2 separate regions of the Homo sapiens genome follow, and region 2 is linked to region 1. A link is a loop called in an ENCODE intact Hi-C map of the cell type or tissue named here. Cell type or tissue: sigmoid colon. All regions are shown on one strand. Links, peaks and the distances in the headings refer to the core of each region. The heading gives the core; the rest is flanking DNA.

What was found. Hi-C counts contacts between places; a loop is a spot of excess contacts. Peaks named below come from ENCODE experiments on the same cell type or tissue, not always from the same donor. Only the 100,000 strongest peaks of a DNase experiment are listed, where the experiment ranks them.
Region 2: a loop joins it to region 1, with 5 times the contacts of the local background. A loop is called at or near these places in 73 of 110 quality-filtered maps.

Annotation. Positions count from the first base shown.
Region 1 is chr14:29,545,565-29,554,180 of GRCh38, forward strand. No RefSeq gene overlaps it. Among named protein-coding and RNA genes, the nearest start is that of PRKD1, 380 kb to the right of the region's middle. In sigmoid colon, for the core only: CTCF peaks have their summits at 3,468 (motif pointing right) and 3,670; no DNase peak of the experiment used is centred there.
Region 2 is chr14:30,209,812-30,218,427 of GRCh38, forward strand. No RefSeq gene overlaps it. Among named protein-coding and RNA genes, the nearest start is that of PRKD1, 290 kb to the left of the region's middle. In sigmoid colon, for the core only: a CTCF peak has its summit at 4,866 (motif pointing left); no DNase peak of the experiment used is centred there.

The DNA.
Region 1 (8,616 bases), core at 201-8,200:
TTTGTTTTGTATTATTTATAATAGCTACCTGATTTGAAGTGAGACCAGAGAAAGAAAAACAAACTTGTGTGCACTATAATTTGTTTTGAACAAGAACGTAGGATTTATTGAATGCTGTAATTTGACTTACTGCATATACAAATATCATTAGGAAACAATGAAAATTCACATACACCACTTTGTCATGTAACATTAAGGTAGCAACATGGCTAGCTGGGGAAATATAGTGCAAATTAAATGGCTTTTTCCAGCACTGCCTAACTCTTCTGGCAAGTTCTGCAGAGTAAGGGGTTCTCATTCTCTGAATCTAAACACACCGGCTCACGGACATAGGTCAAAGTTGTATCACTAGTGATCTGTTGCCAATGATTACTTACATGGGTAAATGGTTTACATTTCAAAGAAATTAGAACAGAAAAGTTTATTTCTACAGTGTCATTCTTGTTCCCAAATTGCATGTTTACTTGAGTGGAAGAGAAATGAGTAGAATCTCAAAGGAGAAGAAAACAGCATTTATTGAAAACCTGTGTAATCATTTAAATTTATATAAACATGTGTGTGTAAAGCCTGAAAGGATTTTGGAATTTTGAAAGGATAATGGGATAATGCTTTTTTGTGTTAAGCCACTGAGACTTTGGGTTTTATTTGTTACCATGGCACAGTCTATCCTATCCTGACTAATACATCTGTGTATTTATGAGTTCACTCGAGGTAATTTATCATTATTTTTATATTACATATGACAAAGCTGAGACTTGAAGAGATTTAATAACTTGTCTGGATAGAAAGCAGTCCAGCTGGGATTTAAATCCAGCTGTCATATGAACCACGATATTTTTTGAATTAAAAGTATTTCTTATATCATATGTAATGTGACTTACGTGTGAATGAAGCTACTATTTTTGCATAAAATATGCCCGGTATGTGAATAAAACTGATTCCTTTTATCCCTTTTTATCCTTATGTTTTTCAATGTATTCCCATTATGGCCATCTTCACTGCATAAGTAAAGCCTCCTTATTCTATAAGGAAAAATCCTTCCTCCCCAATACAGAGTTAAACAAGATACTAAAATTTGTTTCCAATATGTAGCAGAAGACAATCTGTCCTCTAAGAAGAACTCTCTCTCCCCATTCCAATTAAAGCCTGGGGGTAATTGGAAACAAATAAGGGGCAAAAGCCCATATATCTTGGCTACTTGATGATTCTGATGGCAATTCGGTCTTTACTGGACACCTGAACCAAAGTAATTCTTGAGAGCCTATCATTTATAATAGGTGCTATGGACCTAATGTTGTTAGCACCTGTAATTTGGATTGGTTTTCTAGTAATAGCAAGCAAACGACAATCTCTCTCCCCATATTTAACTTTTGTAGGCAAGGCTGTGTGTTTTCAAGAGTTGTGCATGGCTCCATACTACTGGTGTAACTTTTTTTTGGTTTTTTTTTTTTTTTGAGACAGAGTTTCACTCTTCGTTGCCCAGACTAGAGTGCGGTGGCGTGATCTCGGCTCACTGAAACCTCCACCTCCCGGGTTCAAGCGGTTCTCCTGCCTCAGCCTCCCAAGTAGTGGGACTACAGGCGCCTGCCACCACACCCAGCTAATTTGTGTATTTTTAGTAGAGATGGGGTTTCACCATGTTGGCCAGGCTGGTCTTGAACTCCTGACCTCTGGTGATCTGCCTGCCTCAGCCTCCCAAAGTGCTGGGATTACAGGCATGTGCCACTGTGCCCTGCCTACTGGTGTAACTTTAAGGCAAGTCCTTTCAACTGAATAACACGAGTAAATATATTTTATTTCAATCCTGTTACCAAAGCTTAAATGAGTCCAAAGTGTAAGCAGTTTTTATAATGAATAAAAAGTAAAAAAAAAAATTAAGTACAGCAGTTCATCTTACTAAATTTTAATATTGCCTGTATTGTGAGAAAAAAAATTCAGCTTAAGAATGATCTGACTGGCTGGGAGCAGTGGCTCATGTCTGTAATCCTAGCACTTTGGGATGGATCACCTGAGGTCAGGAGTTCGAGACCAGCCTGGCCAACAAGGTGAAACCCCATTTCTACCAAAAATACAAAAAATTAGCTGGGTGTGGTGGTGGGTGCCTATAATCCCAGCTACTCAGGAGGCTGAGGCAGGAGAATCTCTTGAACCCAGGAGGCAGAGGTTGCAGTGAGCCCAGCTTGCACCATTGCACTCCAGCCTAGGCAACAAGAGCGAAACTCTGCCTCAAAAAAAAAAAAAAAAAGAATGACCTGACTATGAAACTCTTATTCAAAACCCACTTTATTTCCTTAAGATACAAGGAACTATTGACTTCGAATTGTGAAAACCTCTCTATTTATACTTTAGAAAGACCAATAAAACCAAGATGATGCTCTTTGAGTAGCTTTTAAGACAAATGCTTGAATATTTTGTAGATTTTCAAATATAGAAAATATCGGGCCAGCATGATGACTCATACCTGTAATCCCAGCCATTTTGGGAGGCAGAGGTGGGAGGATCACTTGAAGTCAGAAGTTAGAGATGAGACTGGGTAACAAAACAAGACCTCAATCTCTGCAAAACATAAAAAAATAAATAAATAAAATATCCAAGCATTGTGATGCATGCCTATCATCCCAACTACTCAGAAGGGTAATGCAGGAGGATTAGTTGAGCCCAGGAGGTCAAGGCTGCCGTGGGCTATGATGGCACCACTGCACTTCAGCCTAGGCGACAGAGCGAGAAGCTCTCAAAAAAGAAAGAGAAAGGGAAAGAAACAGTGGAAGGTAGGAAGGAAGGAGACAGAAAGAAAGAGAAAGAAAATATTAAATATCTTGTGAAAAACAATCAGAAAATGGAACAAAAATATATAAAACATGCAGTAATTATTATCTTGCAAGTAGCCCAAACCTTTTAAAAATGCATCTGTCCACATTAGTTATCTGGCAATGGCCACTGTACCACTAGAAATATTTCAAAAATGCATTTCCCCTACACATTTGTTTCATATGGATTGAATCAGAAAACATGGAAACTACAGATTAACCTAAGTGTTCATTGATGCTTTAGTTTGAGTTTTGCAGAATATTCTCTTAATTTATTAACAATATGCTACATATATATGAAGCCATGAGCTTTTCTATTTAAAACCTGTAGTGAAAAAAAAAAACCTTAGTGAATTTCAAAAGGAGATTATGCCTTTTTCTTATTGTTACTGACATTTATTCAGTGTCAAAATAATGACTATAGCAATATGTGGAAAAAATACTTAAGAACGGTTCAGAAAAGGGTGTCAAGCAGATACATCAGCCCATAATAAAGCCATCAGATAGGCATTCATCTTGGCCATCATCAACTTTTTGTCACTGTTGTTCAAGTTTATTCTAATATAGTTTTGCTGGTATTGTTGTTAATTAAATACTGTATATAAGAACATGGAGCCATTTTAACAGGAACATCTTTAGGCCACAACACAGATGGAGTCATGCAAATAACTAAAATGACCACAAGGTGGCAAAGTATACAAATCTACATCATTCAGATGGGCTCTTCCAGAAGAGAAAGTGTCTTGTAGCAAGCGGGTGGGGCTGGGGAGGGAGGGGGGAGCTTTTTTATGATTGTCTGCTGGCTAGAGAATAGCAAAATTATACTAATTTCTCAAAAATTGGTAATTACCCCAAATTCCTAGTACTTGAAATGATGTATCATGTTACTATTCTAATTTATTATAAATTTTTCTGTTTTAGAGCAAAATTGAATTTCTTAAATCCCAAATATATATTTTAAAATCAAAATTATTGGGTGTCTTTCACAGCGTTTTAAATTCATTTGATATGTATACACGAGTCAATCGGAAAATGGGAGTTATTGCTCTACAAATTCAGAACCATTATGTGATTATATGATTAGTACTAGTTATCACAAAATTACAGCTATTTATATTTCAAAAATTTTTAGTTTGGAGCAGCTAGATTATAAGACTTCTTCTTAATATTGTTGTTTCCAACACTCTGTGATCTTTTATTTTCCCTATAATGTAGTTTGAGAGATCAATTAGTTTTCTTTTTTTCTTTTTTGAGATGGAGTCTTGCTCTGTCACCCAGGCTGGAGTGAAGTGGCATGATTTCAGCTCACTGCAACCTCTGCCTCCCGGGTTCATGCCATTCTCCTGCCTCAGCCTCCCAAGTAGCTGGGACTACAGGCGTGCACCACCATGCCCAGCTAATTTTTTTTTTTGTATTTTTAGTAGAGACAGGGTTTCACCATGTTGGTCAGGCTGGTCTAGAACTCCTGACCTCAAATGATCCACCCGCTTTGGCCTCCCAAAGTGCTGGGATTACAGGTGTGAGCCACTGTGCCTGGCCAGTTTTCAATCTAATATTTAATAATCTACATCTGAAGGCCTGACCTCTTGAGTCCTAGATAAGAAAATCTAAAATATCCATTTGGATGTGCCATACATAATTTATAATTAATATATTCAAAACTGAGCTCATTGTTTTTCTCCCAAAAGACCTCCTCCTTTCATCCGATTTCCCTCCTGTTAACCCAAGGCTGAAACCTGGGACTGCTTAGTATCTATTCTCTTGTTTCTCTGCACCCTTCATCATCTGGATCCTACCCACTTCTTTGGTCTCTACTTCTCCATTCCCTTTCCCCAAACTTAACCATATTCTCCCACCCTTCTTTGGCTTGGCCTATGCTACTTTTTGTTATCCGGCTACTACTCCTGGGGTTGTAAATTGACATACTTTCTGGAAGCTTTTGGCATAATGTATTAAATACCTTAGAAAATTCATATTCCTGTATTTGTCAACTCCATTTCTAAAAATGAAGTCGTGAAAAAGTTGATCTAACATTTTGTAAATATTATTTATAATAGAAAAAAACAGAAAACTTAAAACTCTAAGAATGTTTTGCAGTGGCCAGGCATGGTGGCTCATGCCTGTAATCCTAGCACTTTGGGAGGCCAAGGCGGGCCGATCACTTGAGATTGGGAGCTTGAGACTAGCCTCACCAACATGGTGAAACCCTGTCTCTACTAAAAATACAAAAAATTACCCAGGTGTGGCGGCGCATGCCTGTAATCCCAGCTACTTGGGAGGCCGAGGCAGGAGAATCACTTGGACCCAGGAGGCGGAGAGTGTAGTGAGCCGAGATTCCACCACAGCACTCCAGCCTGAGCAACAGAGCCAGGTGACACTGTCTCAAAAAAAGAGAGAGAGAGAGAGAAGTTTTCGCAGCTATGTAAATGGCATTTTCAAATAAATACTTTCATGGAAAATGTTTGTGATGTAATATTAAGTAAAAAGCAATGTTAGAATAAAACTGTTAAATGTGATCTGCTTTATCCCCCCAACAAAGAAAGCTCAGTCAACCTTCACACCTAGACCTAACCCAATAGCATAATTGCACTTGGCACATGGTATTATAATTATCTTCATTTTTATTTAATGTTTCTCACACCATTCTTCCTAAACAGATAGTCTATGGATCACTTTATCAGAGCAATATGTTGTTGTTTTTATATATTCAAATTCTGAACTTACAGAATTCAGCCAGACCCATAAAATTGTCAGGAACTTTGCTATGCCTTTTTCTAGCTTTATTAGGTGATCTTGGTGATTTCATTTATACCCACTGATGTAGCATAGCTATTTCACAGAATGTTAGGGTTAAATTAGTTACCTGTGTGAAGCAGCTAGCACACTGAGGAGCACATTATATAATTAATCTTGCTCCACTTTCACCCTGACTTCTCTACGTCTCACTCCACCATCCCACCCTTCCTCTCACTCCCCCACACTTCACTACACTATTTACTGCCCCCCTGTTATCTCCATTGTGACTGACTGTCCTTTATTCCCGGAGTGATGGGTCTAAGAGCACTTGTGGGGCCAAAGGAAAACGTTATACAACAAAAGCTGGGTAGAAACTAGAGCACAAGATACACTATGTCTCAGTAAGTGAATGTAACTGGAATGAGGAGAAGGTATTCTGCTAGTGGCCAAGGACGCTGGGGTAAAGCAGAAGTCCCACCTTGACTGCCTCTGTCTCAAGACAACAGGAGAAGTAGCCACGCCGGGAACACTGACAAAATGCAGCCTCCTAGTCTCCATGAGGGAGACTACACAGAGTCCCAGAGACTCCAGGAGGTCTCCTTTAGGGGGCCTCCACAGAGACAGACCCCAGGAGGCTCCTAAAAAGCAAGTCTGACTTTTGAGGAGGTAACGTGAGAAACCTTCTGAGATTTCATAAACGGATTGAAAGGAGCCTGAATCCAAACCAGCTCGTTGGCATTGTCACTTTCTCACTGTACGTTATTTATTCTCTCTACTCAGTTTTCCCATCTATAAAATGGACATGAAAATGATAGAGCTGTTATGAATATTGCAACACTTAATGCATGTAGGGTGCTGACAGTGGCTGGCACATAGTAAGAGTTAAATAAAAGCATGCACACATTATTGATGGGTGGATGTCAGGACTGGGGGTCCCGTGATTTTGCCTGTGGCTATTAAACCATGGACACTCCATGTTGGTTATTGTTTCGATCATATCCTTTGGTTAATTCCCCATGCTCATGTAGTCTCAGGAAAATGATGAAGCAAATTATTAAACCAAGTTAAAATCACTCACCTTTGGTCTAAATAGGACACTCCCTAGAGAACTGGTCCATAATTCAATAGAGCAAATCTGTTACATTTCAGTAACAGAATTATTAAAGCACAATGATCTCCTCAGAGAAAAGGTCTTGAAAAGATTAATCTTCAACTGAATGTTCTAAACAAAAGCAAGATTTAATGTTCCAGCTTTTGTTCTTGAAATAGAAACTATGATATACTTTTTCCAAATGAATATTAATGGATATAATTAAAAGCACATTATGATCGTCTACTGATTTACTCTGAGAGTGGCTGAGAATTCTTTAGACCAAAACTTAACTTACATATGTAGGCATTGAAAGACTTCAAGTTGCTTGTGTGAATTATGTTATAATATAAAAGGCAATCAATTTTAGTTTAATTAGCCAACACTGTGAAATTACTGATATTCTGATATATCTGTGATATTGTAAGTCAAGATTTAAGAACTTAATGTTCTCTTATCCCCTCTTAATCTCATCAAAATGGGAACTTCTGCCAGTATAGGAAATAATATTAACCTATAGAAATTTGTGTTGAAATGAGCAATTCTCCAAATGAATTCAGGTGAGTTTTAATTACTTAACTATGGACTTTCTCATTTAATTTTAAAATATATGCATTATATTTTATAATTAAAACTAAACTTATTTGTGATTATTTTATTCAAAAGGTTTCAACTCTAATTGATTTTACCTGTGATGAAAGTTTTTGCGGCCAGACACAGTGGCCCATACCTGTAATCATAACACTTTGGGAGGCCAAGGCAGGCAGACTGCCTGAGCTCAGGAGTTCGAGATCAGCCTGGCCAACTTGGCAAAACCCCAACTGTACAAAATATACAAAAATTAGTCGGGTGTAATGGCATGAACCTGTAGTTTCAGCTACTTGGGAGACTGAAGCAGGAAGATCTCTTAAACCCAGGAGGTCAAGGCTGCAGTAAGCCAGGATCACGCCACGGCATTCCAGCCTGGGTGACAGATTGAGATCTTGTCTCAAAAAAGAAAAAATATTTGCTAAAAAGTATCCCTAAGGAAAAAAAAAAAAGAAAAAAAAGAGATTGCTTTCAAATTTGTAGGACACCGTTCTCATTTCACTATTATAATTCACTTAGTAGATTGTTAGCTTTGTTAAAATTATTATATATACTGAAATATAACCAGATTTTTAAAAATTATTTTCTACTTACCCTAATTCCACCAATTTAGTAAAACTTCACTAGAAAAGTTCATTTTTCCAACTCAGTTTATTATCCATTTTCTGAGCTGTAGTGGTTTGATTTGTGTTTCTCAAAAAAGATGTATCCACAGCCTAACCACTTGAATCTGTGAATGTGACCTTATTTAGCAAAATGATCTTTGCAGATGTAATTTAGTTAAAGGTCACAAGATAAGGCCATTCTGGCAGGGTGGGCCCTGTGTTTAACGGCACATGTCCTTATGAGAGACAAACAGAAGAGAGACAGATAAGAAGGCCATGTAAAGACTGAAACAGAGATTCTAGTTATTCTGCCGTAAGCCAAGGAGCTCTCGGAGCCACCAGAAGACGGAGGAAGGAAGAAAGGAATAATTCTATGCTGGAGCTGTCAGAGAAAGCACAGCCCTGCTCACATTTTTATTTTGGACTTCTGGCCTGAAGCAACTGTGAGAGAATATGCTTTTTTTTTTTTTTTTTTTTTTTTTTTTTTTGAGACAGAGTTTCACTCTTGTTGGCCAGGCTGGAGTGCAATGGCGTGATCTCGGCTCACCGCAACCTCCACCTCCAGGTTCAAGAGATTCTCCTGCCTCAGCCTCCCAAGTAGCTGAGATTACAGGCATGCATCACCACACCTGGCTAATTTTGTATTTTTAGTAGAGACAGGGTTTCTCCATGTTGGTCAGGCTGGTCTCGAACTCCCAACCTCAGGTGATTCGCCCATCTCAGCCTCCCAAAGTGCTGTGATTACAGGCGTGAGTCACCACCCCCGACCCTGCACCTCTGTTGTTTTAAA
Region 2 (8,616 bases), core at 111-8,110, 660 kb after region 1:
CCATAGCAATAGGTATCTTGTTACTATGTCTTAAATTTATTTGGAAAATAAGGTTTTGGGGGGAGAATGACAAAAAGGGAGTCATATTGTGGCTTCTAAAGTAAGGACAATTTGCTCAATATGCCAGGTAGAAAGAGACGGTCCATTTGTTGAAACCTGCTAGATGATAGGCCACATGCTGGGCGCTTTCCTTGGTACACCTAGGTTCTTCCTCCTAACAATCATCTGAGGTGTTGCACAGGTTGGACAGTATGCCAAGGCCAGAACACTAGTCCCCAAAGCCTGAGCCCTTTCTAGAACCTTATGCTGTCTTGTCAGTACCACATACTGATCTGTTGACATTTGAGCTGTCTGGTAGAACTAAATAGAGAGTAAAGTAACTGAATGTACAGTTTAGTCCAGTTTTCATTTGGCCCAGCTACAGATACTTGAAAATGCCAATAACGTAAGTGAACAACTTGCCTAAAACCGTATGATAGTATTATTCCTATTAATTTGACTAAGCTGTGGAAATACAAGATTCACTATCCACACATACATACACAGACACACGGAGACACACACACACACACACACCCCACCACCACCACCACCACCGCTATGATACCATATACACAAAAACACACAGAATCCTTTGATTCTCATTCTTCTCCCTAAAACAGTTCAACTTCAAGCACATTGCTAAATGCAAAACTGATTATTTGGCAACTGAAGTAGTTTAGCCTGAGTTGCTAAGAGATCTGGTGCCTTAGAGATTCTCTTCTTAATTAGGCCCACAGATCTATTAATTCTATAGATGTGGTGCCTGCAAAGAAATGATCAGGTTTTCCAGAGCTGGTATCACAAATACGAAATGATAACATACAGGTATACATCACAAAGACTAAAGACCATAAGAAGATGGGACACTGGAACCAGGAACCAGGCTGCAGGGCCGCACTTCATTCCCACTCTGTGTTGCTGTGTGCTCTCCCTGGAATAGTCCCATGAAAGCATGTATTTCCCTGAACCTCTGACAGAGCAAGAGGTGAGTCATCAAAGTGAGAAAGGCCAAACCTTAAAGGCAAGAGCAGCTATAGAGGGGTTTGGGACATTGATAGAAGAACCACGAACCAGTAGTTTCATAATGGGCTAATCAGACCTGAGACCAAGCGAAGCTGTACCTCAAACCTCAGACCAATCTAGTGGGATAATGCTTGAGAATGTGGAACTGGGATCCTGCCCTTTCTCTCTTCTCCATCACTCCATAAGATTAAAAAATAATAATAATAACAATGTGCTTTTGATCGTTTCACCTCTTTCTCAAACTATTTTCTTCATTTATGAAAGCAGGCACTAAATGTAAGTGTGGGCTTCAGGCACAATCTTTGTGCAGTAAAATTAATTTGCACTGTCAGGTTTAATCTCAGTCTGTGAGAGACTTCCTTTGCCCCTTTCCTGAGGGCATGTGCACACACACTCACACTCACACCCCTACGGGCTCATTTGAAGAGAGGCTTTTGTCATCTGTTCGAATTTGAGATTCAAAAAGGTCCCTAAGATTTACAAAGGAAACATAGAGGGCAGGAAAGACAGAACTTGGACACCCCATGCCTAGAATAAGCCATGCAGCTCTTGCATCCCTGAGCAGAAAGCTCCAACACTTGGCCTGGATCTCTGGTCTCTTATGATTGACTTTGGACTTTGATCTCTTAGTCTCTTGTCCTTGAGGAAAGCAGAAGTATTTCCACATTCTTGTGGCCCCACATAAAGGCTTAGAAGGAATTCTGAATCATTTCCTATTGAGAATTGTAACACCAACATAGCAGGGGGAACATTAGTATTTAAAATATTCTCACAACAAGATTTAAATTTTCCTTTTGGTTGGTTCCAAATTTCCATTGACTCTAACTTTAATTATAAACTGAATAAAGACAGTTTTAGAAATTTCTACCTCAGAGTGATTTTTCCATTTCTGCCCTCTTACTTATTCTGGGGAGCTTGGGGGATAGCAGTGGTGCCAATGTTGAGTGAAAATTAAGCAACCTAATGAATTATTCCTTGTTAATAATGTCTCTGGCAGGTAATAGCCATTTTTATAGACTTTTTCTAGAGACAATGCCTTATCCAAAATAAATGATTCTAATGATTGTACTATAGTAGGCCAGTAAGGGAAAAGTCTAAGGACTTTGTAGTATACTTCAAATCCTATCATATAGATGGTAACATATTGCCTATGGATAAGCCAACTGTGGGCTTATGTACACAGAAAGCAGAGAAGGGAAAAAAACCTCATTAATCTCTATGTTGAACGCTAGTTTAAAAAAATCACTAAGCATTTAAATGATTCATTCCACTGAATGCTAAGTAAGAGGAAATCAACCTACTTTTTTATGGTCTTTGCTTCTGATTTACATCACAGCCTATGCTATAAGCCTTCCAGACACCAACTGAGATTATACCTGGTGGTTGCTCATCTCCTGGGTAATATGATCAATTTGGACAGTGGTTGTTTACAACTAGCCCTTTGTGACCAGCTAAGAACGAGATGATGGACTCAGATCACTAAAATGGGCAATCAGCAGCCCCTGGGAATAAAGCAACACGGCGTCTTTGTTGGCTTTGAATGCCCGCATTGAAATAGGATGATTTCACCTGGTGCAGCACCTCCCAAAAGATAGCATCTCCACCTCCCTGCTCATGCTCAAGTGCCTGCAGATGGAATTAGACTGGAATGTGCCACCAGAGAAAGGCGTGACTACACAGAATTTACAGATTTAAATAGACATGTTGTGAGATGCAAGTAAACGGATATTATGTGATGACAAGCACTGCCCTCCTAGACCTGATGCTCTGGTTGGGAAACGTTACTTGCCCACGTGAAACAACCAGAGAATACAAGAAAACCTAAAAACAGGTGCTAAATTGTACAGCAATAGACTATACACTATAAGCGAAGGTTAGGGACAGTCTTGTTTTATAGATAGGATTTGAGGTAAGTTCTGCTCTTAAAATTGAGAGATCCCCTGGAATGAGGCAGAAGGTTGGCTGGGGCTGGACCAAATGAGGTTAATAGATGGACTCTGCTTTTCTTTACTCCATTCATTCAACAACTAAATGAAAAGCCTCTACGTGCCAGGCAGTTTGCACTGTGGTGGGTATATGATTTGGAGCAAAACACAGAAACCCAGGAAAAACAATGAGTGAAATGAGAGACATTTAGGCATATGAAGTAAAGAAATATCTGGAAAACAGCCCTTCCTTCGCCATAAGAAATTTGTATTCTGTCACTCTCTGTCCATATACACTCTCTCTATATATATAGTAGGACAAATGCTGTTTCAGTAGCATTCTTATATATGATATTTGCCCTATTTACAAACAAGAAACAAAATAAGAATAAATCAAAGTGAAATTTTCTTCCTTGGCACATTACAGGTTTTTATTCTACAGTTAGTGGAAAACTTCTTTATTTCTAAACTGTATTTACCAGATAAATAATCACATAGCACTTGAATTCAAACCTTTGATCTAAATTTCCCAGATTCCTGAGACCAAAATGTTTTCAGAAAAGAGCTTGAAATGGTATAAAATATGAAGCATTTTCTTTATAATTGTATGGTATAGTAAAAAAAGTTTAGGAATTAGAATCAAAATACTAGTTTTGAGTGCTGGAAATACCACTAATTGACTATGATCTAGGCAAATTATTAATAATTTCTAAATCTCAGTTCCTCACCTGCAAAAAAATCCAAATGGCAGGATCATTGTAAGAACCAAATAAGATATTGTGGATGAAAGTGTGTCAGGAACTATAAACCATTATACCAATAGTTATTATTATTAACATCATCTTTGTAATAAAGGAGATGTGTATTATGTTACATAGTGTTTGGGTTATTTTTGTTTTGGTTTGGTTTTGTGTTTTTTTAGATCTCTTTCATTACCCAGCACAATGCTTGGCACATAGTAGATGACAAATGTTTGTTCAATGAAAGAATGAATAAAAAGATAATGCTTCTGACCATATATATTGACAGGATGTGTGCTTTGAATTACTTTTCTAGAAGTGGTGAAGAATCTTTGTAGAGCTGGTTAAGTGGATTTTCCGTGTGCGATCCTGGGATTTTTTTTTTTGTTTGTTTTCTTCTTTTCTGTAGCATACCAACTGACTCTGACTGGAATCAAACCTATGCCCTTAGTGTCTCAGGTAGCAGTTGCTCTAACCAAGGAAGTGAATCAATCCAGACTAAAGAGAAAAGATGATAGTATATACTGAGCCTAGTCCTATAGGCTACAATGTGTGCAGGCTTCATAGGCCCACTTTCTAAATGATGAGTAAGAAAATGGGGAGGCATTATTTGCCTCTTTAAGAAAAGCACATATAATGAGCTCACACTTTCACCTTCCACCCATCAAAACAGTGAGTCAGAGAATCACAGAATGCTGCTTTCTTCCAAAGTCCCTTGTATCCAGACTTTCAGACATATCGTACCCCTCACTTCCCTAAATTTTCACCTCTATGGAATGCACACAGACATATGGGTAAATCAACAACAACCCTCAAGGAAGCTATAACCACCCAGCGTGTACATTTTGCAACTCTTTCAACTCGCTTCCCATCCTGCCCATCCCCTACACAAATCAGGTTTGAATGCCCAGGCTTGTCACCTGGTATACAAAAATGCAGTCTAACACTGTATTTATTAGCAACCCTTTTCCCTTATGTTTAATTTATTGTTACATTTTTTAAATGTACAAACAGTTATACCAGTTTTATACACAAAACCACAGGTACCGTTTTGTATCTGTCAAAATTCCAGCAGCCTGTGGAGAGAGACAGTTGAATAGATGTCCTATGCTGCCATCTAGTGCTTTTGTCAAGACACGGACTTGTTCATTTTTCTGGAAATGAGGAAACAAAGGCAGCTCAAGGCACCCAAATTCTGGAAGAGCTACTGATATGCATTATTAAACAGATGCATTTATGACACTTGGACCACATTCCCTGGAACCAAGCAACTTAACTTGTTTTCACACAATGGCAGCTTACACCCCTGCTCTTGACTGGCAAAGCTCTGGCCTACCCTGGAGGCACCTGGTTTAAATCCAAACTGACTGGGCAAGCAAAATGCCCCTCTGAGCCCCTTTCTACAGCTCCCATCTGGCCAAGGTTCTCTTGGCATGTCTCTTCCTCCAGGAGGGACAGTTTTATCTGAATGACTTGCCTATTACTTCAATTCTGATAGAAGGCACAAAGGAGTCAGATGGCTTAAAAAAATCATTATCTTTAAAATTGACTAAAACAGCAGCCATTTTCCTTATAGTGGCCAAAAGTGAAGCTTCTGAATTTGTCTTGCTCCTCAGCTCACGGGATTTGTGTCACTCGTTAGATCCCAGATCCTTTTCTGAATCCCCCCCTTTATCTTTTCTTGGATCTCAAAAGTACCTTTCTTCTCCTCAATTAATCAATCAGCACATCTCTGTGTTGCACACACGCTATGCTAAAAGCACTATATCAGACACCGGTTAGTGGGTGGATAAATCAAATGAAAATAACCTTTCCATCTGCGTCTCTGATCACTTCCTGCCTCTGGCCTCAAAGAAGCTTCACCATCCGCCTCCTTGCTACTCTTTAACCCTTTCCTCTTTCATGCTTCTTTTTCTTTTCCTTTAACTATACACAAACCTCTCTTCTAGTTAAAATAAATATAAGAACTTTACTTGAACCCTCCACACTTTCCTGCTACCAGCAAATTTCTTCCTTCCGTGGTTGTATCTTTTTGTATTTTTATCTCAATGAAATGGAGAATTCACTAACCCAATATGCTAATCTCCCAATATAGAATCAACCGCCTAACAAATTAGACGGTGTCCTTCCAACAAGACAGAGTGAGTATCTGTTAGGGCTGCAGCTCCTGAACGTGACTCCTGAAATGGAGAGGAGGTTATCATAGATGACCTCTGAGTTCCTCTGATTTCGATTCTGTCCTTTCTAAACTTTATTTTATTATAGTCTCTACTTCTGCAGCCACTCCCTACTTAACCATGCCTGTAAACTCATGACTTTCTCAAAAGGAAGTTAGCCTCTCTAGATGATCAGATTCCATTCCCCCTTCTTGAATTCATTGCTTCGTCATGACACCCTGATTACAACCCTTTCTTGAAGCACTCTCTATTCTATTCGCCAATTCTATTTATCAAATACCTCATTGTTTCCAATGGTTTTACTGATTTCTTCTCTTCCCTTATTGAGGACTATATCTAAACTTGGATTTTGTCCATATCTATGTCTGTGACTTTACAAACACATTTACTCACTCCCACTGTATCTTCACACAATGCTTCATGATGACAGTGATGGTGATCATGATAATTTGATCACATAATTCCACTTCCACAAAGGTCTTAAATCTTCCATTTCTACTGTGATTTTTCAAACTCTTTCCAAGCCCATACCATCATTTATCCGCATAGCAGAATAGTTCTTCTTGGTTGTCCCATCAACACTATAATAGTAAACTTTGGATTCATGATTCTCACCCTCAAAATGGCATACTTCCCAAGTTTGTCCATTACTATCAATGGCAACACCATGGCCAATCTTCAGCTAAGCTGAGTATCTTAGATTCGTTTTGGAGTTATCCTTCTTTAACTCCTGATATTTAATCTTTCCCCAAGACTTGCAAATTCCTTCTTCTTTATTTCATTCAAATATGCATCTTTATTTCCACTTCAGCAACCAGTTTACGATGAGGTTAAATCCTCATTGCCTTATGCCTGGGTTGCAGAGAAACTTCTAGGGCAGCTCTCCTAGCTTCCAGTTCCACTCCTGTACCAGTTCCTCTTACAAAGAAGTTTGGGTAGTCTTTCAACCAGTTTGCTGTCACGTAGCTTACCTGTTAAAAGTCATAATAGCTTCTTATTGCCTCTCAATATCACATCCATTTCTGTAGCCACACACATTCAAGGCCCTTCTCCAACTACATTTCATTTTCTTTCACTCGCTCCCTGAACGTGTCCCAAGTTCCAGTCAAATTCACTTTTCTAGCATTCTCTGCACAGGAATATTTTGCACACAACAGTCTTTCCCTCTGGAATGCTCATTCACTCCTTCCAAAAACTAGGTCTTATTAATTTCTCAAAATGCACACACACCTGATGGCAATCTAAGATGGATAACATCTGTCTTTGATCTCTCTTCTACTCTGAGATCCTCCTCAGTGGTCGCACTTTCAGGGAAATCTGGATGCTCATAAAAAGAATGTGAACAAGCCATTGTTTGATGGCCTCCATGACCCCAGTAGATAGATGGTTTCTGCTTTCTGGCCTACGTGCATGTTGTTGTGCCTTACCAGGAGAGCCACATGATGTCCAATTTATGTGGTTTGCTGCTGAGGCTGGATGCCCATGTCGTTTTCAGATTAGGAAGTTTTCTGGAATAGGATCTTCCATTATACCCTAGATGAGTGATGAAGATGAAGTAAGAGGACAATCCAAGAAGAACTTTTTGACATTGTGATTAATGCATCAATTTTGACAAAATCATTTTGATGTAGCTACTTTGACATCAAAATGGCACTTTCAATATGTAAGATCACTATTTTTCTTGTCATTACTAATTAACATGCAAAATCAATATCCTTGATCTTTACTACACTCTTAACTGTCAACATAATGTGTATTTTAAAACACTGAAAGTCAGAGGCTAAAATATTATGTCAAAACCATGTTTCCATGACAAAAAGTTCCTAGCATCAAAATGACTGTGCCAAAGCAGCCAGGTGTAAATCTCATGACAGAATTGCTTTGGGGTGAACTGGTGAGTATGGTATGAGAGGTGACAACAGAGCTCTGAGGAGAAGGCAGTAACATATCCATGGGTCTCAACTGGTAGCACAGACACCCAAGAGGAATCATGGCCAGTAGATATGGTTCTCAATGGAGAAGGTATTAGAGGTAGACTCGTAAGTCACTGGTCCCTCTAGCAAGTGGTCTTCTTTTGTTTTTTTGTGTGTGTTTGTTTGTTTTTTGAGACAGAGTCTTGCTCTGTCACCCAGGCTGGAGTGCAGTGGTGCGATCTCACCTCACTGCAACCTCCGCCTCCCAGGCTCAAGCAATTCTCATTCCTCAGCCTCCTGAGTAGCCACGGATGTTCTTTATGAGCTTAAAATGGATGGATAATTGGCCCCTGTGCAAGGGCTTAAGTTGCCTAATGCTCCTGTATCTATCACAGGCCCAAACCTGGCCATGAGTATTTATTCCTCTATCCTCCAAAGCTAAAAGCAATAATGGGAGAGAACATCCCAGCACCTTGGGAGGCCATTGTGGGCAGATCACTTGAGGTGTTTGAGGCCAGGAGTTTGAGACTGGCCTGGCCAACATAGCAAAACCCTGTCTCTAATAAAAAGTACCAAAATTAGCCAGATGTGGTGGCGCATACTTGTAGTCCCAGCTACTCAGGAGGCTGAGGCATGAGAATTGGCCAGGGGTATTCTTTATGAGCTTCAAATGGATGGGTAATTGGGCCCCTATGCAAGGGCTTAAATTACCTAGGAATGAGTATTTATTCCTCTATCCTCCAAAGCTAGTAGCAAAGTAATAGGAGAGAACATGGACAAGGGGGCTCTAACAGCA